Linked DNA regions of Homo sapiens: region 1 is linked to region 2. A link is a loop called in an ENCODE intact Hi-C map of the cell type or tissue named here. Cell type or tissue: CD14-positive monocyte. All regions are shown on one strand. Each heading gives the region's core, and the rest is flanking DNA. Links, peaks and the distances in the headings are about the cores only.

Evidence for each region. Peaks named below come from ENCODE experiments on the same cell type or tissue, not always from the same donor. Only the 100,000 strongest peaks of a DNase experiment are listed, where the experiment ranks them.
Region 1: a loop joins it to region 2, with 1.9 times the contacts of the local background. A loop is called at or near these places in 14 of 110 quality-filtered maps.

Annotation. Positions count from the first base shown.
Region 1 is chr12:104,445,140-104,448,445 of GRCh38, reverse strand. No RefSeq gene overlaps it. Among named protein-coding and RNA genes, the nearest start is that of CHST11, 10 kb to the left of the region's middle. In CD14-positive monocyte, for the core only: no CTCF peak of the experiment used is centred there; a DNase peak (open chromatin) is centred at 1,245.
Region 2 is chr12:104,567,805-104,572,047 of GRCh38, reverse strand. The region is part of intron 1 of CHST11 (carbohydrate sulfotransferase 11); the gene reads right to left. Among named protein-coding and RNA genes, the nearest start is that of MIR3922, 22 kb to the left of the region's middle. RefSeq lists an enhancer at 1,989-2,078. In CD14-positive monocyte, for the core only: no CTCF peak of the experiment used is centred there; DNase peaks (open chromatin) are centred at 1,697 and 2,147; H3K4me3 peaks cover 1,746 bases; H3K27ac peaks cover 2,442 bases.

The sequences.
Region 1 (3,306 bases), core at 1-2,500, 120 kb after region 2:
TGAAAAAGCATGTCTCTCAGAGTTGTTTCTGGACCTCTCTCTAAAGATGAAAGGGCTCTCTATAAACCTGCTCACCCAAAGGACTGGGAGGTAGCAGGGAATCCAAGAACAGGAATTATCTAAGTATTCAGAGAGTTTTTGGCCTAAAACAATCCCTTGCATTATGCGGGCAGCCTGAGAAATATTTGTTAAATATTTGTTCATAAATGTAAAACTTTCGTATGTCAAAGGAAAAGGAGCAAAGTTAAACAGCACATAAAAAATGTGGTGAAAATATTCATTGAAAAATGAAAGATAGGCCAGGCACTGTGGCTCACGCCTGCAATCCCAGCACTTCAGGAGGCCAAGGCGGGTGGATCACCTGAGGTCAAGAATTCGAGACCAGCATGACCAACATGGTGAAAACTACAAAATTAGCTGGGCATGGTGGTGGGCACCTGTAATTCCAGCTACTTGGGAGGCTGAGGCAGGAGAATCGCTTGAACCTGGGAGGCGGAGGTTGCGGTGAGCCGAGATCGCACCGCTGCACTCCAGGCTGGACAACGAAGTGAGACTCCATCTCAAAAAAAAAAAAGAAAAAGAAAAAGAAAAATGAAAGATAAAAGGTTAAACGTCTTTGTGATATGCTCACACATCTCCCATTAGAAGTGGGAGCTAAACATTGGGTACACAAGGACACAAAGATGGGAACAGTAGACACTGGGGGTTCCACAAGGTGGGGAAGGGGATGGGGGACAGAAGGGTCGAAAAACTACCTATTGGCTACTATATTCACTACTTGGGCGACAGGATCATTAGAGGCCCAAACCTCAGCATCACGTAATATACTCATGTAACAAACCTGCACAGGTACTCCATGAATCTAAAATAAAAGGAAGAAAAACTTCTTTGTGATATATAAAGATCTCATACAGACAACTAGTTAACCCCACAAAGATCCCAATAGACACATGAACAAAAACAATTGACAAGATTTTTCACACACACACACACACACACACACACACACACACACACACGAAATATACCAGATAGTAAAATATAAGGAAGCATCTAATCTGGCTTGGTTCTGTGTCCCCACCCAAATCTCATCCTGAATTGTACTCCCATAATTCCCACATGTTGTGGGAGATAATTTGAATCATGGAGGCGGTTTCCCCCATATTATTTTTGCGGTAGTGAATAAGTCCCACGAGATCTGATGACATCTCATCAGGGGTTTCCGCTTTTGCTTCTTCCTCATTTTTCTCTTGCTGCTGCCATGTAAGGAGTGCCTTGCACCTCCTGTCATGATTCTGAGGCCTCCCCAGCCATGTGCAATTGTAAGTCCAATAAAGCCTCTTTTTCTTCCCAGTCTTGGGTATGTCTTTATCAGCAGTATGAAAACAGACTAATACAGCATCCAACCTCAATAATTAAAAAGAGGCAAACCAAAACAATAAGACACCATTTTAGTTTATCAAATTAGCAAAGATGTGTGTTAGACAATACAATTCCCTTGAGGCTGGAAAGGGTGGAATGCAAAGGAGCCACCCAGGTGTTGCTGGTAGAAGCAACTGGAACAACCTCTTTGAAGTATACTTTGGAATTCTTTTATCCCAGCCATGGGATGGAGTTACCACACTGTGATTACGGGGAGAGTGGGCTTTGGAGTCAGACAGGCCTGAATTTGCCTGTGGCCAGTCACCTGGCATATTTAAGCCTCAGGTTCCTCATCTGTAAAATGGGAATCATGATACATATTTTCAGGATGTTGTGAAGACTACACAAACCTAAGTCAGAGCACTCAGAGGCACCTACAGCATGGGCTGGGACAGGAGCTGGTGGTGCAAAGAAGCAGAGCTGGTAGAGAACCCACTTTTGGGATGGCCACAGCAAATCCAATGGCTGTGGCCGTGGTGGCCTCAGTGGACCAACCGTGTGCTGTGATCTTGGCTATTGCTGACCTCCCTTCCTTCCTGCTGATTTTCAAGCCATTTCCCAGCCTTTTTAGCGTTTCTCTGTGTTACCCACAACACTTTCAATAAATTCCTTTTTTGCCTAAATCATGCTCTCCGTTGCTTGCAGCTAAGAGCCCTGAAGATACAGATCACAAGGTATGGGCAGAGAGGCAGAACCTATAGCTGGGCCACCAATGTCTAAGGAGATTGATATTTTCCCTTTTGTGGCCCCTTGCTACTAGGCAGTAAGCTAAAATGGATCCCAAAGACCAGTCATCGTAAGTGTCATTCTATTTTCTAAATACCTTTGTTTTTCTAAATGCATTTGTGACCCAGCCTGCCCAAATCTTATGGGGGTTGAACTCAGAGGTGGGTTCGCAGTCAGGAGGCCTAGGCTCAAATCTCAACGTGCCTCTAACTAGCTGTGGGAGTGTTACGGACTGAAAATCATATGCTGAAGCCCTAACCTGCAATGTGTCTGTATTTGGAGAGAAGGCCTTTAAGGAGGTAATTGAGGTTAGGTGAGGTCATGAGGCTGGGGCCCTAATCCAATTGGATTGGCATCCTTGCAAGAAGAGAAAGGGACACTAGATAGCTCACTCTTTGTGCCTGCCCAGAGGAACGGCCATGCGAGGATACAGTAAGAAGGCAGCCGTCTACAGACCTCACCAGAAACCAACCCTGCTGGCACCTTGACCTTGGACTTCTAGTTTCCAGAGCATGATGAGAATAAATGTCTGTTGTTGGAGCCACCCAGTCTATGGCATTTGATCTGTCGCCGAGGCTGGAGTGCAATGGCCCGATCTCGGCTCACTGCAACCTCTGCCTCCAGGGTTTAAGTGATTCTCCTGCCTCAGCCGGCTGAGTAGCTGGGATTACAGGTGTGTGCCACCCCACCTGGCTAATTTTTGTATCTTTTGTAGAGACCGGGTTTCACCATGTTGGCAAGCCTGGACAAAGTGATTTACCCAAAGTCACTGAATCAATCTGTTCAGGCTGCTGCTATAAAACGCCAACAATCGAAATGTAATCTCTCATGGCTCTGGTGGCCAGAAGTCTGAAATTGAGATGTTGGCAGGGCTGTGTACTCCCTCTGAACTTTCTAGGGGAGAGTCTTTCTTTGCCTCTTCCAGCTTCTGGCGGCAACCAGTGTTCCCTGGCTTGTCCCCATATCACTCCAGTCTCTGCCTCGGTCTTCACATGGCCTTCTATGTGTCTGTGCTGTCTCCTTTTCTGTATCTTATAAAGGCTTATTATTTGTTATTTGATTTAGGGCCCACTAAGATAATCCAGAACCATCTCTTTACATTAATTACATCTGCAAAGATGCTTTTCCCAAGTAAGGTCACATGTACAGGTCAGGATG
Region 2 (4,243 bases), core at 991-3,490:
GCAAGGCTGGTTCAACATATGCAAATCAATAAACATAATCCAGCATATAAACAGAACCAACGACAAAAACCACATGATTATCTGAATAGATGCAGAAAAGGCCTTTGACAAAATTCAACAACCCTTCATGCTAAAAACTCTCAATAAACTAGGTATTGATGGGACGTATCTCAAAATAATAAGAGCTATCTATGACAAACCCACAGCCAATATCATACTGAATGATCAAAAACTGGAAGCAGTCCCTTTGAAAACCGGCACAAGACAGGGATGCCCTCTGTCACCACTCCTAATAGCTCCTTTTTCTAGTCTAACCAGTGGCTGGATTTGATAATACATCTTGCACTGTTTTGATGAGAGGTGATACGGTCCAGGGGTTAGGAGCCAGAAAGGTCTGGAGTCAGACAAACTTCATCATCAGACCTGAGCTGCCACTTCCTCTTGTGTGGTGATCCTCACAAGCCATGACCCTCTCTGATCAAAGTGTCCACAGCACTTCAGGAGACTGAAAGCCTGTGTCTACAAGCACTGACAAGTGGGACGCTGGAGGCGTTCAGTCAACATTGTTCTTAATAATATTGTCTGTCGCCGGGTGCAGGACTCAGACCTGTAATCCCAGCACTTTGGGAGGCCGAAGCGGGCGGATCACCTGAGGTCAGGAGATCAAGACCAGCCTGACCAACAGGGGGAAACCCCATCTCTACTAAAAATACAAAATTAGCCAGGCATGGTGGCACATGCCAGTAATCCCGGCTACTTGGGAGGCTGAAGTGGGAGAATCGCTTGAACCCAGGAGGCAGAGGTTGCAGTAAGCTGAGATCGGGCCATTGCACTCCAGCCTGGGCAATAAGAGCAAAACTCCATCTCAAAAAAAAAAAAAAAATTGTCTGTCCTCCAAAGACAAACTACTGAGTCCACCACCTGCTAGCTATGTGACCTCAGCTGATTAACTTATCCTCTCTGCCATTTTCTCATCTCCAAGATGAAAACAAGAATTCCTACGTTCCAGGCTGGTTTTGAGAATTATTAGATGATATCATTCAGGAAAAGCACAGTGCGCTGGGTGAGGTGGCTCACGCCTGTAATTCCAGCACTTTGGGAGGCCAAGGTGGGTGGATCACCAGCAGTCAGGAGTTCGAGACCAGCCTGGTCAACATGGCGAAACTCCGTCTCTACTAAAAATACAAAAAATAGCCGGGTGTGGTGACAGGCGCCTGTAATCCCAGCTACTCAGGAGGCTGAGGCAGGAGATTCACTTGCACTTGGGAGGGAGAGACTGCAGTGAGCAGAGATCACGCCACTGCACTCTAGCCTGGGTGACAGAGCGAGACTCAGTCTCAAAAAAAAAAAAAAAGTGCAGTGGCTTACATATACTGAAACTGAATAAATGGTAGCAATTGTTAATACTGTTGCTATTCCTTCTAAATTCCCGAGTTGCTTGAAGGCAAGAATCTTGTGTATCCACTTCTGTATCCCTAATACTAAATGCCTGGCACATTTTCTTGCAGGAAGGAAAGGAGTAGGCTTCTTCCTGAGGTCCTGCCATGCTCATCCCCAGTGAGCTTGGTTCCTGATTTCAGAGAGAGGCATAGATGGGACACCAAGAAGGCACGTGGCTTGGGTGGGCTGCACAGTGCTGAAAGGTGGAAAGAGGATCTGCTGGAGTGTGGAAGGTTTACAGACGGTAAAATCTGCAGCTGCTCACACACCTACTAGTGGGAGGGGGAGGCTTGCGAAATGTTAAAAATGAGTCGATTTTCTCATATACAACAAGAACAACAACGAAGACAGTGAGGAAAAGAGGAATAAACAAGGTGTGGGTGGAGAAAAACAGGTACCTGAGCCTGGCTCTTGTGAAACAGAACCCTTTAGGAGTAGAGGTGGGGTGGGGAGGGCAGTCACTGGTTTAATACAGATCCTCCCAAATAGGCTGGATCACAGCCGAGCTTACAGATGCTCACTTTGGACTCCTCTGACACCACCAGAGAGATCAAACCCCAGGATATGTTGGTTTTGTAGGTTGTCAGACACGTCAAGACCACTAACTGTTTCTATCAGAATGTAGAAATGTTGCAGACCGTGGAGGGGGCTGTTCAGATGGCCCAGCACTCTGACCGCATGCAAAGGAAGTTCCTTTCGCAACCCGTCCTCTTCCTCCAACTGTAAAGTAAGATTATGAAGCAGAATCAAGAGCCTACACTGAACCTCAAAAGGGAAAGCCCAGGGTTGGGGACTCCCAGTGCAGCATGGTCAATGGTGCCACCCCAATACCACCTGCACCAACATCACCTTCAATAGCAGGACTTATTCCCCTGTGGCTCCATAAACTGGGCAGATCAATGGAGAAGGTGCAGCCTGAAAACCCTGGAGGCATCCCCTAGAATCTGGGCCCCAAATTCCTAGCTTGGAATCTCCCCCACTTCATTATGTTCTTACCCCAGGCATAACAGTTCTGCTGCTGATCAATCCAATAGGTCTGCTGTACCTAAGAGCTATGATGCACTCAGCCACAGAGCTCTGTGTGATGAAGATGCAAAATGGACTCAGACATCCTCTGAGCTCTTCCCCTAAGTTTTGAAGGTAACTGCTCAGGACAGAAAACTGAGATTGTAAGAGACACTGGTCTCGAAGTGAACTGTCCACAAATCCTGAGGATCGTTCCTTTGAACAAATGTATCTGGTTGTTTTTGTTGTGTGCATTTTTTTATTCAGAATATAAAATATTCTGAAAAGCTATGGAGTCTCACAAACTGAGCTCTAGTAACTAAGACGGTAACTCCAGGAGGGTTCTCTATTCCTAGAATTTCTTCCGTCAGAATAACCAAGTTGAGAGGTTTGTCAAATTTTGTTTCATAAGCTAGTAGTTTCACTTTTATTTAGAATCTAGAGCCAGACAATTGGGTTCCAGTCCTGTCACATCCTGGCTCTGTGACCGTGGATACTAACCCTCTCCATGCCTCAGTTTTCTCCTCTGCAAAATGGGGATGAAAATAATAATACTTACCTCTCAGGAGTGTTGTGGGGATTAATGAGCTAATACATGAGAGCAACTAGAAGAGTACCTGGCATACTCTTAGGTACTTTATTCAGTCAGTATTTAATAAATGTCGCTACATACATAGACTGTCTTAAAGAGCTAATGACCTACTTTTATTTTTAAAGATCTCCAATGGTAGGTTTCAACTTTTAGTTTAGAAATACAGAGGCAGTATAAAATAGTGGTTAAGAACATGAACTATAAAGCCATATTGCCTGGGATTGGATCCCAGCTCTGCCCCTTTTTCACTGTGTTAATTTGGTCAAGTTACTTAACCTCTCTGAGCTTTAGTTTCCTTATCTGTAAAATGGAGATAATACTGCCTGCAGGTTTAAGTGAGTTGATAAATACAAGCCACATTATAGATAATAGTAGAGATGACAGGTGCCGCTGTCATTGTATCTCTAGGGGAGGTCCCATCAGCAGCTCCCATGATCACATTTGTAAAATGCCAAGATGCCATTCAAAGTCCCAGGAAGCAACTAGGCAGCCAGCCATTCTCTTCCCATCTCAGCTCTGTTGGAAGTTGCTGACCTACAGCTCATCAGTAAATGTGTACCAAGCAGAAATCAATTAAAATCAGCCACACTTGCTGCTGCAGTCTCCTCTGTTCCCATCCCATGGCAGGGCTGAGGGCTAAGGAGGCAGACAGAGGAGCTGTTGCAAGGACAGTGGGAGGGGGGCCACTGGCACAGTACCTCTTGCTGCTCCATGGCAACGGTAGCTGCTAGACAGCAGAGCAGCAACAACACACTGCAGCAAGAGAGGAAAGTCTGACTCCTCTCGCCAGGCAAAGCACCAGGCCATTCACAAGGCCAGAAGACAGGAAGACCCCGGCCCTAAACAGCAGCCCTGATCATGGGACCCAGCCCAACCTCTGACTCCTGGCATAGAAAAACAACACACATACGAGTCCTTCCTCCAGGCTCACCTGCCCTGGGAAGCCACAAATCCACAGACAAACTTGGTATCTCTGTCTTAGTCTACTCCTGCTGCTATAACAAAATATCCTAGACTAAGGAATTTATCAATGTATTGCTCACAGTTCTGGAGGCTGGGAAGTCCAAGATCAAAGCAATAGCAGATTCGGTGTCTGGCAAGGCACCAAACAGTGATGCCTTCTGTGTCTTCACATGGCAGAGGGGTGAAGAGGCTCCCTCAGGCCTCTTTTATAAGGGCACTAATTCCATTCATGAAGGCAGAGCC